3 separate regions of the Homo sapiens genome follow, and regions 2 and 3 are each linked to region 1. A link is an interaction called in ENCODE POLR2A ChIA-PET data of the cell type or tissue named here. Cell type or tissue: GM12878. All regions are shown on one strand.

Region 1 (5,000 bases):
GTCAAAATGGTTCAGAAAAATGACACCACCACTTCTATCAAAATGTACTGGATGTTGGGTTTTTTAATTAAAGCAACTTCACTTTAAAATGTGGTTTTACACACATTCAAAACACTGCTGACCCTCTTTCCTCAGCTGCCATTAAGGTGCTTAGCCCTTCCGAGGAAGCTAAGGCCTTGTGAAGCTGTCACTCATTGGGTGACTAGCACCCTGCCCGGTGGCACCAGCCCCGCACTCGCCCACACCATGGCCTCCATCTTTGTTTGAGCTCACTTGCATCTACTCGGCCCTCATTCTACAGTGCAGTGTGGTGACCATCACATAAGACCGTCGCCCTCATTAAAGCAGCTAGTGTAAATGGTGAAACTTTTGGGCCTGACCTGTTTGCAAGGGCCTGGCCAGTGTCAACATCGGGAGCCTTTTTGGTAGCATGGGGGCTGGTGGACCTGTACCTACAGGCAGTTCTGCCCCTGTACCATTTCCCCAGCCAGAGTCAACATTGGGAACCTCCTCTGCAGCAGCATGGGGGCTGCTGGACCTGTACCTGTAGGCAGTCCTGCCCCTCCACTGCTGCCCCAGCTGAGCAGAAGGAAGTGCAAGCAAGGAAAGAAGCATCTGAGGGATCTACTTAGGACACGGGCTTTAATCTTTTTGAAGAAACCTCTTTTGTAACATGATCAGTGAAAAGCTGAACTCTTGGCTGGGCACCGTGGCTCACACCTGTAATCCCAGCACTTTGGGAGTCCATAGTGGGAGGATCACTCCAGGCCAGGAGTTCAAGACTAGCCTGGGCAACATAGGGAGACCGTGTCTCTACAAAAAAAATTAAAAATCAGCCTGGTGTGGTGGCGCACACCTGTAGCCCCAGCTACTTGGGAGGCTGAGGCGGGAGGATCACTTGAGCCCGGGGGGTCAGGGCTGCAGTGGGATGTGATCACCCTACTATACTCAGGTGAGACCTTGTCTCAAAAAGAAAAGCTGAACTCTTAAAACGTGCACACACACAGTCAGCTAACATCTTCATAACTGTCAGATTGTGACAATTTGATTCTAACTCAAGATCAGCCTTTCTTGTAGTTTATTTTGTGTCTTTAAGGAACTAGCCTATCTAACACAAAACACTGGCTTTAAGTTTTTTCTCTTTTTTGTAATTGGGAATAAAAATTATGCTCAAGATACATCAAGATTAGTTTTGGAGAAAAAAAGCATTAAGTAGATTCAGTTGTGCAAGATGCACAAAGTGTAACTTCATAAGTAAGCGGTCACAAACTCGGGTTCATAATCCGTTACCCAAAATCTATGGAGCCAGATGTATTTAAATATAGGTTATTTTTAAAAGGTATTAGAATTCATATGTTCCATGACACAGAACGTTCTCAGGCAGCACCCGTAATCAAATCCATTAGTATTTCTATAGGGAAGTGCTTGAAGAGTCGCACTAAGTATGATAAATGTGGACCATTAAAACCACCTCATGCTAGCCCAGTACAGATTTTGCAGTGTTTTCAGAAGCTTTTGGGTTATGGAATTGGGAACAGAGGCTGTGTTTGTTCCTCTGCAGCCCCGGCAATTAAGAAGTGTTTGTGAAGCTGGTTTAATGTGCCTAGCAGGTGTGATGTATTGGTGAATTCCAAATAATTGATAGTTTTGTTTGCTTTTTTTTTTTTTTAAGCAAAATATTTGGTAGGAGGCACTTTAGTTTCTCAAGTTCAATAGCTGTTTGCTCTTACTGGAGCGTTGCTGTTAAGGGAGACAGCAGATCTTGTCAATTCCCTATAACTCACGGTTAACAAAAGCATTCCCTAATGATTCCATATGTTGATGCTCAGAGGTAATTCTGGGCCAAGCGCTCAGAGCACAACACAGATTATTTCACTCCATGGACGCAACCGCCTAGAAGGTGTGTGGCATGACTACATCATTAGGATCCCATTTTAGAGGTGTGCAAGCCAAGGTCCAGCAGGCTTATAAGACCTGCAGTATGAATAGGATCCTCATTTTATAGGTGCTTTACCCAAGGCTGCTAGCTTCCAGAGTTTCCGGCTAGAAAGCTGCAGAGTTGGGGTTTCCCGAAAGACCACCAGGCTTTAGAGGACCTGGCTTCACTGCCTGGGCTGCCTGCCACCTCCCACACCTAAAGCATCTCCCCCCGCCCCACCCCACCCCCAGCTTTAAGGCCACCCCCGCTCTGCAGGTCAGCGGCTATTAAATACATTTCTCCAATAAACATCGTATGTTAGACAGGCTAAGAAACTTGTCCCAGGGCGTGCAGCTGAGCTGGGAGTTTTCTGCAGGTCTCTTGGGTCCCCAAAGCCCTAGGTCTTGTATGAACATGAGGGTAGGAGCAAAATCAGGCCTTCCCATGTGTATTAATGTTACTCTGTTCTCACACTGCTATAAAGAACTTCCCTGAGACTGGGTATTCTGTAGAGGAAAGAGGTTTAATTGACCCACAGTTCCACATGGCTGGGGAGGCCTCGGGAAACTTACAGTCATGGCAGAAGGGGATGGCAAGGCAGCAGGAGAAAGGGGCAAAGGAGGCACTTGCAAACACTTATAAAACCTTCAGATCTCACTATCACGAGAACAGCATGGGGGAAACCACCCCAACGATCCAATCACCTCCCTCCCTCCACACTTGGGGATTACAGTTCGAGATTGTCAGGCCTCTGAGCCCAAGCTAAGCCATCATATCCCCTGTGACCTGCACGTATACATCCAGATGGCCTGAAGCAACTGAAAAACCACAAAGTGAAAATAGCCACTTCCTGCCTTAATGGATGACACTCCACCATTGTGATTTGTTCCTGCCCCACCCTAACTGATTGACCTTGTGACACTCCTTCTCCTGGACAATGAGTCTCAGAAGCTCCCCCACTGAGCACCTTGTGACCCCCACCCCTGCCCGCAAGAGAACAACCCCCTTTAACTGTAATTTTCCACTACCTACCCAAATCCTATAAAACTGCCGCACCCCTATCTCCCTTTGCTGACTCCTTTTTCGGACTCAGTCTGCCTGTACCCAGGTGATTAAAAAGCTTTATTGCTCACACAAAGCCTGTTTGGTGGTCTCTTCACAGGGCTGCATGTAACAGATGAGATTTAGGTGGGGACACAGCCAAACCGTATCACCATATGTGCTTCTTAATGACAGTTGGCTCAAGGTGTTTTCCCCGTAAATAACGCAACTCACAGTTATAAAATTGAAGATAGGTCCCCATTTGCATGGTAAGCAGGTACAGCTCCCTGAGAGAGCAGTTGGGGAGAAACCCTCGCTTTTTATATCTTTGTTGGGTAAAACATCAACCACTGTGCCTCAGGGGCGGACTTAGTGAGCATTTAAGATACATTTTCAGTTATAAAATGTTACTTGATTTGCAGCAATTACCCAGTCTCCGCCTTAGACAGAAACTTAGAGGCCATCGGCCTAGACTTCCTCCAGGCACAGGGCTTCCATAACAGTTGAATTAATTTAAGCCTTAATGCCTCCCATAAGCCCCCGGGAACTCAGGCTGCCTCTGAGGATGAAAACACCCGCCAGTCTTTGGGCCCCAGCCTGGGGCACCCTGTAGCTTCTTCAGAGCTTCCACCTCCCTGCCAGGCTCTCCCCCTCCCCATGCTGCCCTTGCAGCTACTACAGAAGCTGCTCTCAACATGCCACACAGATTCCAGCTGGGAGGAGGGGAGTGGTCACAGTCACAAGGGATATTTTCTAATTCTCCTAAGGAGGGTAGTAGTGTATGTGGCCCTAGCATGTTAAAAACAATATGACCTTTCCTGGTAAAAAGGACCCTGAAGCAATGTTAAAGCTGCAAGCTTGTTAGTAAGCAGGGAAGAATATCCATCTGATGGCCCTAGTGCAAGTGTTTTATGCTCCTTTATTTTATTTCAGCATTTTTCCTTTCACAACGCTGTCCCTTTAAGTGTGCCATCATCAACAGCTGTAGTTATCATTTGATCTGAGGAGTTTAATTACTTGTTTAGATCCTTTCTTATTCCACGGATTTAGGATTATTTTATCTAAATGGTGAGGAAAAGTGTCTGTCTGCACAGTCCCCTACAGATTTATAATCCCACAGTTCTGTGTCTTTTAAATTAAAAGCTCCATGACATTTTAAGCTTTAAATAAACACTGTTGGAAGCATTTTTAGAGGATACAGCTGTTTTCCTGCCTTTGTCCACACTCCTTTCTTCCTGTTCGCACACTCGCCTTAGTCAGAGTTCCACGGAGCACCTCCATCGTCCTGCCTGCCCTCTGTTCTGTTCCTTCACTCGGCTTTTCAAACCCGACAGTGGTGTCTCACTTGTTCGATGCCTGCAGTTTCCTTTTGTCAATCTTCCTCTCTCAACTACTAGAACAAACACTCAAGGAAGTAAAATGTGCCGCCTCACTGCCAATCCGTCCATCTCCTTGCCCTGAGAGCCTTGGCTCTTTCTCCCCCTCACAGAGAAGAAGAAAATAAAAGGAGCGCTCATGCCTGGGTAACCCTCCCTTAGAGGAGGCTTTTCACCACTCAGCTGTTGAGGAGGAGGGTGGGCCAGCCCTTCCTTCTGTTCTGCAGCTTCTGTAGGGAGACCGAGTGCAGGATGGAATCCAGGAAGCCTTGAGTTACTCAGGTTGTTACTTGAACTTCGACTTCTACAAACCAGCCCAGACTTTTCTAAGAGTCCTGTCTTTTGTACTCTCCTAAAGGGCTTTGAGCCCTCCATTCAGGGATTGGGCCTTCACAGTCTGCAGTATCCAGAACGGTGGAGGTTCTGAGGTTTGTTTGGTGTGTTTTACAGCAAACTTAATAAAATACAGCTTGTGGCCAGGCGCAGAGGCTCATGCCTTAATCCCAACACTGGGAGACCGAGGCTGGAGAATCACTTGAGGCCACCAGTTTGAGACCAGCCTGGGCCACAGGGCAAGGCATCCCATGTCTACAAACAAAAAAATAAATGAAAAAAATACAGCTTGTGGTAGAAAAGCAAGGAGAAAAATATTATAGTGCTGAAAA
Region 2 (5,000 bases), 260 kb after region 1:
ATCCTAGCATCTGTCAGTGTCTTTCAAAACAATTGTTCCCCCGACTACATTTTTTAAAATGCTGGTCAAAAGTGTTGTGGCCACTCAAAGTGATGTTTGAATTGAATATAGACGGAGGATTCAAACTAAAGACTCAGTATCTAATGGGGATTGGGGGCTTGTAGGACATAGCATGGATAAACATCTAAGACAGGGAAGGGAAGGCTACCAGCTCTATGAGGGCATCGAGGGAAGCCCAGCAAATTGCAGAGGTTAGGGACATCAACACCTGTGTAGTCAAAAATTCAAGTATAACTTTTGGCTCCTTAAAAACTTAAACTATTAACAGCCCACTGCTGACCAGAAGCCTTACTGATAAGATAAATGGTCAATTAAAATATGGGATTTATAAATTATGTGTACTATATACCGCATTATTGCAATGAGTAAGCTAGAGAAAAGAAAATGTTATTAAGAAAGTCATAAAGAAGAGAAAATACATTTACTATTCATTAAGTGGAAGTGGATCATCATAAAGGTGTTCATCCTCCTTATTCTCACTTTGAGGAGGCTGAAGAGGAGGAGGAAGAGGAGGGGTTAGTCTTGCTGTCACAGGGGTGCAGAGGTGGAAGGAAGTCCACTGATACTTGGATCCTCACAGCTTAAACTCATTGTTCAAGAGTCTACTGTAACTCATTTAAAAAACTAAGTCTCATGAAATTATACCAAGGTGTCAATTTTACTTTTGCAAACTAGAGAGTTGAACTTGAAATAGATAATGCACATTTATCTTCTTTAACTTTCTTTAACCTTTAACCTTATTGAACAAGGAGTTTGAGGATCCACTTATCAGTGAACTTCCTTCCACCTCTGCACCCCTCTGACAGCAAGACTAACCCCTTTTCTTCCTCCTCCTCTTCAGCCTCTTCAACGTGAGAACAAGGAGGATGAAGACCTTTATGATGATCCACTTCCATCAAATGAATAGTAAATATAGTTTCTCTTTCTTATAACGTTCTTAATAACATTTTATTTTCCCTAGATTATTTCATTGCAATAATACAGTATATAATACATAAAATATATGTTAATTGGCCATTTATAGTATCAGTAAGGCTTCTGGTCAACAGTAAGCTGTTAGTAGTTAAGTTTTTGGGGAGCCAAAAGTTATATTTGAATTTTTGACTAAACGGGGAGTTGGTGCTCCTAACCTCTGCAATGTTCAAGGGTCAGCTCTATTTAGAAAGGGCTTAGCACTGGATTGAAAAAGTGGATTTCAATTTTGAAATTCGACAAAATTACACAGACCAATCTTTGTAACCTGAGATGACTGGTAGTAAGTAGCTCCACATTTCTAGCAGATTTTTTTTCTTTTTTTCTGATTCTGAATGTTTTGAAAGTTGGAATCCTAATTTCTTTAAAGAGTGTATGCATCACAATTGCTCTGGGATAAAAAGTAGTCTATGAGTCAGAGTGTTAAAAAAGAAAAACTGCATGTGAAAGTAGAGTGGTCTTTATTTGATATACACATTATAGAAGATTAAAAACTAAAGGAGATGGAATATTGTTCAGTTATAAAAAGGAAGGAAGTACTGATATGTGATACAACATGGAGGGACCTCAAAAACATGCTCTGTAAGACCAGGTGTGGTTCCTCATACCTATAATCCCAGCACGTTAGTAGGCTGAGATGGGCAGATCACTTGAGGCCAGGAATTCAAGACCAGCTTGGGCAACATGACAAAACCCCATCTCTACTAAAAATACAAAAATTAGCTGGGTGTGGTGGTGCATGGCTGTAGTCCCAGCCACTTGGGAGGCTGAGGCAGGAGAATCACTTGAGCCCAGGAAGGGGAGGTTGCAATGAGCCAAGACTGCGCCATTGCACTCCAGCCTGGGAAACAAGACAGAAACATTGCCTTAAAAAAAAATTTAAAAACATGCTCTGTAAAAGAAGCCAGACACAAAAGACCACATATTGTATGATTTCATTTATATGAAATATCTATAATTGACAAATCTACAGAGATGGAAAGGAGATTGGTGGTCCTCGGGAGTGAGGGACTGGGAGAATGGGGATTGACCATTTAGTGGTATGAGTTTTCCTTTACAGGTGACAAAAATGTTCTGGAAGTAGATAGTGGTGATGGTTGCATAACAGTGAATGCACTAAATGCCATGGAATTAATTGCACACTTTAAATTGTTAATTTCATGTTATGTGAGCTTAATCCCAATTAAAAAAAAAAACACACACAAAAGGGGGGAATATTTTCAGAATTGACAAGACCACTTACTGTTCATGGATACCAGTGACTTTGGACTTGGGAGCTATGGGAGGAAATTTTTAACATGAGCCCGGAATTCCCACCAAGTTGCCATAATGACTATGTTCCATGTGAGAGAGGAGAAAGAAAAAAACCCCATCAGGCAGGCAGGCAGTTAAGGTGGGTCTTCTGTTGAGTTCTTTCAAACAAAAGAACAGCCTGTAGACATAGATAAGGGAACTTGCACAGGGGGGCTTGCCTAAGACATGCCGACAGCTGCATAGATAACAAAGTCTACACAGGTGACTTGCCCAGACGTGCCTACAATGGAAAATTCTGTCCCCTGACACATGAGCAATAAGAGGAGCAAAGCAATGTGGAGTCTAAGGGCTTGCATGTGCATTAGTAGGAAGTGGTGGAGCTACCAGAAATGTGTGCCTTATGCAAAAGAGATGCCTGGCCCTCATCAGTTTCCTATAAAAGCCGTTGCATTCAACTGTAAAAGTGGTAACCCTTTTCCAGATCCCCTCTCTGCAGCAGAGAGCTTTCTTCTTTCACTTATTAAACTTTTGTTCCAACCTCATCCTTTGTATCCATGCTCCTCAATTCTCTTGGTTGTGAGACAAAGAACTCCGGGTGATACCTCACAATGAGAGACTGCTACATTGTGGTACATTGATGAGACTGTAACACATGGATGATACATTAAATATATTAGTCTCTTTATTAAAAAATATTAAAAATAGTGTTTACAAATATTAAAGATATTAGTCTATTTTAAAAATCACCTCTTGTTTTCTCTCTTTCTGAATAAAATGACGTGAGCTTAATGAATGGTTTTCACAATTATTGTTTGAGAATGAATTTGCAATCATTTAGTGAAGTTGGCTGTTTTACAAAACTTAAGCACTTTTTTAAGCTATAAACAGACCCTAAGGAGCATGAGGATCATGGAGCTGGATGGCTTTGTCCTTTTCCTGGTGAGCCCTACACCCAAGTGCTGTAGGTTGGCTGCAGAGCAGACAACACCCCTGCCAGCCTGCAAATACCATCAGCAGCTCTGGCTGCTGGGACCCAGCAAAGGGATGCTGAGTATGCATCAGCCCGATTGGCCTTGCAAAGTTGATCTTACCCTGACAGGAACACATTACATTCTAATTTTGGGGGTGTACTGAGTGAATTCTGCCTGACACCAGTATGCCCTTCCAATGTCTTGCAGGGAGAGCTGGACTTGTGGGTGGAGACCATGCTGTGTCTCTCTTATTTCTGCTGTTTCTCCTGTAGCCATGCACAGAGTAGGTGCTCCTGGAATTATGCAAGCCTGCTGGTCAAATGCATCTGTACAGGTTGTTACTTTCTTCTGCATGAATTCCTCAGCTGTCAGTAGAAAAAGACCAGAGGCTTTATTTGACATATAGAAATGAAGACATTGTCATCTGCCTTACCACATGTTCCAAATTCATTCTTCAGAAACACCCTTGGAGCTGTTGGAAACAGTCAAAATTAGTTAGTATTAAGGCACCGTAGACTTGGAAAAGGTTTCTGGGGATGATGTGGTATCACTCCATCATTGCATGGACAAAGGGACTGGTGACTTGGCCAAGGTTTTTTGCTATTGGGAGTGGAGCAAGAGTTGGACTCTGTGTCCCTGATTCCACAGTTGGTGGTGCCTGTGTTAAGGTGATACCCATATTGCTTTCTGGTTTTCAGTGCCCATGGGATAGCTGTGGTGTGACATTCTTATGGTAGCCTTCTTTTGTGGCCACATCACAGAAGATACGTATGATAGAGTTTATCATTGTGTGTTACATGCTAAAATGGTTTAAAATGCCCTGTAATTATCGTAACTAGGAAATAACATTTCAAAATAATGCAATTAATAAGGTTTATTGTATATGCATAGCATCTAATTCCTCGCTCCCTTCTCTCTCTCTCTCTCCCTTTCTCTCCATCTTCCTCTCTTTCATCCCACCCCACCAAGGAAAAATTATAATAAGATTCTGTTCTACCCCACTTTATTTTAACAATGACAAAGTGCCACCTGCAAGATGTACATCATAACCGACACGTCTGCAATCTTTGGTAATGAGATTCTGAACAGAAGAAATGAAGGATAACGTCTAATTGCTTTCACTTCTCTAGAAATCTTCAGACAAATTTTAACATCTGGCATTGTATCATTGCTTGAAAAGTGATTGGATTTTCTGAGAGCAGCCCTTTCCTGATTTTGCAAATTCTCCTCCCTCTTCAAAGATGCTTCAGAATTCAAGAAAGGAAATAATGATCTTTTCATATAAACGTGATTTTTCTTTGATAGATTCTAGGAGGTGTCTTCTCTTAAAGAATGGTAATTTTCCAGGGGAAGAGATTTCAAATATATATTTATATATCTGTATGATTGCAAAGCCTACAAATAAGTTAGATGCCTGGGAGATGTGATTAAAAATGAACTTTTCAAAATATTCAATGGATTTTTCCCTTTATCTTTTTCCCTAAGGAGGCTACACTATTACTGTCAGATGAATAATCATATGACTGTGTATTTTATTTTCCTATATAGTACATCATGTCTACATTGGGTTGTTGGGTTAACCTCAGATTAATGTTTCTGTATATGTCTCCAGAGGGTGACTCTACCAGGTGTCAGCTATTTTCATTTAAATGTGTGTATTTGGCAACAGCAAATGTGCATGGCTATACATCTTTGGAGAAGCCCTAAAGAATACTGCTAATTTTTCACTCCTTCGGGGATTAT
Region 3 (5,000 bases), 150 kb before region 1:
AATTGGCAACCATTCCACGGTGTCCATTACACTTGAACATGTCCCATTATGTGTTACCATTTCTGCTGTGCACCTAAGTTGGATCTGTTTTGCATTGCAATGAAGACAGGGATGGCAAAACCGAAAGCTGTGATAATGGGATGACCCTACAGGGCACATACAGAGAGTTGGGTATCTCCAAGAAATTTATAATTCACTCCTTTATGCAAGAATAGCAAGGATTTCTGGCTAATTAAAGTGCATTCAGGATGACCCATCTCCTGAATTACTATACAGTGTATAACATATGGTGAGCTAATTATCCAGCTCTCTAATAATAGAAGCATCTCCCCCAGATAAATTTATCCCTGAATGAGTCAATTAGGGTGAGGGATTGTGGAGTGGATGGTTATACATTCTAAATCATCGCTCTCCTCAACTTGAAAATATGTGCTTGGAATCCCAGGCCACAAACTGGGTTTGACTAAGTGGACCTCATTTGCAAGAATCACAAACCAATGAAGCATCTTTGCCTTATGCCTCCTTGTCATTCATACCCTAATATTGCAAGCTAGCATCTCAGGAGCAAACCCTTGAGTATAAATCATATCAGTAACACAGTGTAGAGAAAGGCTATAAATTTTAGAAGTAGGAGTTTTAAATCATTTTCCTCACCACCTTTGACAGATGAACTGAGAAGCAGCTGTGTACAAATATATATATATATGTTAAAATATCTAAACAAGGCACCAGTTGTAACTGGAAATTTTTAAATTTGAAAGCATTTGAGTAAATTCCACTAATACTACCATTGCTTTGATCAGGCATTCCTTTTTCGGCTGCTGAATAACTCTACCTCCATTTCTCACAAAGGTGGTAAGACCTGGCTAAATTGCTCAGGATATTCTGGATAATGAAATAACACATATAAATGTGTCTTCAGACATTGAAAAAATGTTTTATGAACATGGTGGTGTCACCAATGTTAGGATTCTTTGGTAACATATCAAGGCCATTCTCTCAGGACCCTTGGATATTATATTTTGTGAATCAGATAACTAATCTAACACAGATAGACAGCTCTACCCAAGGATGATTGTAACAATGTGCTTTAAATCTTTGTATCTTCAGATAAAGTATGTAAGAAGCTGTTTGTGAATGTACACAGTGTACAAGATGCTAGCATTTTCACTAATATTAACCATGCTGTGAGTGCTCCAATGTGGACAATAGCCATCTACACTAGAATCACCTATTTTAAAGAAAAAATCCTTTTGTTGTAATTCAATAACCATCCCTTCAACTTTGGTGCTGCCAGAACATCTTAAATCTGTAGTTCTAAAAGAAAATCTCAGCTCTCTAATAATTAGAGATAATCAAGATTAACTTGTCAGGCTTCAATATCCTCATGATCAATAAATTTGTTTTGGTCCCCTCTCAAAATTATATACCCATTAAAATGACTTGTAATCATATGAATATTTATATACCTAATAGATTAAATAATTTCTGTCAAAATACATGTCATACAAGGTGATTCACCCTGGAAGCCAAGTATCATTTCTGACTATCCATTGTATAATGGACGCTGTATTAATCTCCACCTTGTCTCGTTTTGAGAGATTTGTGGTAGATGAAGACTGATATAAGGATGTCCAGCTTTCCCAGCAAATTTGATAAACAGCACACTGTTGTTTTCTGCCTTAAATAGGCCCAAGAGCGCCGCTCCATCTTGGAATGGCTGTGCTCCTGTTTATCAAACACAGTAAAGCTCACACACTAGGTAAGAGCATGGTCAATCATGTAGACTGTGACCCATTGATACATCATGAAATTAATTAGTTCCAAAACCAGATTATTACCAAAAAAAAAAAAAAAACAGAATAAAATGGGGTAGAAAATATTAGGGCAATCACCCTAGTAAGAGAAAGATCATTTCCATAAGCTTTTGTTTTAATCACATATCTATGTGCACCTTACTAGATGATGATATAACTGAATGATGTATCTTATAAAGTTCCAAAGCTTTTACATGAGATCACCTGTCAGCATCACCTTCTAGAAAAATCTAGGTGACAAATAACTGCAGTGTTTCTGCACAGTAGCCAAAGCTCATACATGTATATGAAACCCAGTGTTTCTTAGAGTGTCCTATGAAACACCCAGTTTAGAATGTCTTGAGAAGCTTATTAAAATGCTGATGCAAAGTCTCATTTGGAACTACTCTGTGACAGTCCCTAGAGTTCATCTTGGCCATCTTCAGCTGTAATAAGCACCTCTGGGGTTTTCCTTATGCAAAGTCTGAGGTATCACTTGTCTACCCCTGTAGTCCTGGACTCTCCCTTTTCCCTTCTTTGTCTACCTGCAGGAAGTCATAGTGATCCTACATTATACGCCACCATACACTAGGCTAGCAAAGGCCACCCTACAATGTACAGTTCTGAACCAAGCGCCATGCCCAGGAGGCAGGTGGTCAGCCCTGCAATGCCTGCATCTGGCTGTGTGGGCTGACCACGGGCACTAACTCTGCAGTATCTCTGTACAAATAATACTGGAAATAAATGTTCAGGAGTGTGACTGACAGCTTGAAGTCTTCCTTCCTCTCTTAGGAATTGCACGACATCCTTCACCATGCCATTTTGCTGTGAGCAGAATCCGAGAGGTTTCTGCAGTCTCTGGCACCTGGGTAAGACAGGCTGTCAGCATGGGCATGACATGATGGAGCTATGGTTACTCACAGATCCCAATGTTTACCAAGGACAGGCACCCAGACAACAGGCATATTGCCCAAGAACGACTCATAACCCCTCCAGCAAGTGCCTGTCAGCCCAAACCTGTGAAAATCATGACAAATAGCTCATGTCTTACCTGAATTCTGATAGATCTATAAATAGTTGCTTAAAGGACTTTTAGTGGCTATTATCCAACCCTGGGCAGAAAATTCTTTATTCTTTACATTAATACTTGCTGCTGCTGTACATGTATATCTCCTATAGCTTCCCTTGGAAATCAATTTCAATAATTTATCTCTTTGTAAATTAAATACATATGTGTGTAAAGCACACACACACATATATATACACAAACACACACACATATATACACACACATATTTACACATACATATATATATACACACACAAACGCAACACAACACCAAACTATAGATTTTCTTTACTCTATTTTTCTCTGATGAAAATATTAAAATACCAATAAGCAGTATACTTCACATCAATGCTTCAAGTACAGACATGCATCATATAGTGACAGGGATATGTTCTGAGAAATGTATCATTAAGCAATTTCATCATTCTGCAAACATCGTACAGTGCACTTACACAAGCCTAGATGGTATAGCCCACTGCACACCCAGGCTATATGGTAAAGCCTATTACTCCTAGGCTACAAACCTGCACCGCATGTGACTGTACTGAGTACTGCAGGCAACTGCAATGCAATGGCAAGTATTTATCTAGACATATGTACACATAGAAAAGGTACAGGAAAAAATACAGTATAAAAGATACAAACGTGGCCGGGCGTGGTGGCTCATGCCTGTAATCCCAGTACTTCGAGAGGCCGAGGCGGGTGGATCATTTGAGGTCAGGAGTTCGAGACCAGCCTGGTCAACATGGTGAAACCCTGTCTCTATTAAAAATACAAAAATTAGCTGGGCGTGGTGGCACACACCTGTAATCCCAGCTACTTCAGAGGCTGAGGCAGGAGAATCACTGAAACCCGGGAGGGGGAGATTGCAGTGAGCCGAGATCGCACCACTGCACCCCAGCCTGGGCAACAGAGCGAGACTCTATCTCAAAAAAACAAAAAAGATACAAACGTACAGCTGCATAAGGCAGCTCCATTATAATCTCATGGGACTTCTGTCATATACGTGGTCCATTGTTGACCAAAATGTTATTATGCGGTACATGTCTGCAATCCAAATTTTTATAATAAAATAGCCCCTTTAGTTTACACCTATCTATAACCTTGGGCAAATTCCTTCAACCTCCACTCACATAGCTGTAATATCAATTCTTTTTTAAAATTCCAAGGCTGGTGTTGATTTTTCTCCTGGTGTGCCTACCTTTTTTACTTACAAATGTCTGTTAAATATTAATTTGCCTAGAGTCTGCACTAACTAGATGTTTGCTCACATGTTCTTTTATTCTTTTGTTGCAGAGTCTGCCCTTTCTCTCCAGCTGTTCATGAGATTTCCATGGGGCTTTATTAAATGTCAGCAATTTCCAAATGCAGTCCTCTGTTCCAGGTTCACCCAAGCACTGCAACTTTTATCCCTCTGACATACTTAGCTTCTCATAAAATTTCATCTGAAATATTCCTCAGCTTTAAAACAAATTTGAAAATCACTGTTTGCAGTAGGAAAATCACTGCTATATGTTCAGCAAGGCCGTTTCATTTTCTTCTTCCTGAAGACATGGGGAGACTGCCTCTTAGCCCCATGTCAAGTCAGGGTGGAGACATGGGGCCTGGTCTACATGCTGACCCCTGGGTCAGTGAAGTAACAAAAAGCCCCCAAGGGACCCTTCAACTCTTTTCTCCTGTGGACGCTACTGGGAAGGCCATCTATTGAGATGACAGAACCACAAGATATTAGCAACCTGGATCCCTGAGTCTCCTCATGGAGCAAAGCTTCCCTAGAGCATCACCCAACCAGCAATAGATTTTGCATGGGCAAGAAACAAATCTTCAAGTGTTAATCCACTGAGATTTTGTCAGTCTTCACTGACAAAAACAGAAACTGGCAGCAGAAGTTGGATGTTAACCAAAATAAAAACTTAAATTGTGTGGTGCTCCCTCAGCCGTTGGGCAGCTAGTACATAGAATACTCTCTGGAGCCAAGTCCCAGAGGCTGAAACTGAGAATACTTAAAATGACCAATGACCAGTTTATATATTTCACAGTTCAATGACAATTTAGATTTTAACAAAATCTGTCAAAACTGAGAGGCGGTGTGAACTATAAGAACTAATCATTCTATTTGTGTCTCATTTTTAGAA

Evidence for each region. ChIA-PET counts read pairs that join two places held together with the same protein. Peaks named below come from ENCODE experiments on the same cell type or tissue, not always from the same donor. Only the 100,000 strongest peaks of a DNase experiment are listed, where the experiment ranks them.
Region 2: POLR2A ChIA-PET joins it to region 1 with 10 read pairs; 1 of 35 experiments calls an interaction of 5 or more read pairs at or near these places.
Region 3: POLR2A ChIA-PET joins it to region 1 with 7 read pairs; 1 of 35 experiments calls an interaction of 5 or more read pairs at or near these places.

What each region holds. Positions count from the first base shown.
Region 1 is chrX:7,108,661-7,113,660 of GRCh38, reverse strand. All of the region lies in intron 1 of PUDP (pseudouridine 5'-phosphatase), which reads left to right. Among named protein-coding and RNA genes, the nearest start is that of STS, 37 kb to the left of the region's middle. RefSeq lists enhancers at 2,630-2,879, 2,890-2,939, 4,210-4,259, 4,410-4,479. In GM12878, no CTCF peak of the experiment used is centred here; DNase peaks (open chromatin) are centred at 2,650 and 3,240; H3K4me3 peaks cover 1,817 bases; H3K27ac peaks cover 3,800 bases.
Region 2 is chrX:6,850,682-6,855,681 of GRCh38, reverse strand. It overlaps a transcript of PUDP not described here. Among named protein-coding and RNA genes, the nearest start is that of STS, 290 kb to the left of the region's middle. In GM12878, no CTCF peak of the experiment used is centred here; a DNase peak (open chromatin) is centred at 2,584.
Region 3 is chrX:7,261,881-7,266,880 of GRCh38, reverse strand. The region is part of intron 6 of STS (steroid sulfatase); the gene reads right to left. Among named protein-coding and RNA genes, the nearest start is that of PUDP, 120 kb to the right of the region's middle. In GM12878, no CTCF peak of the experiment used is centred here; DNase peaks (open chromatin) are centred at 2,280 and 4,950; H3K27ac peaks cover 536 bases.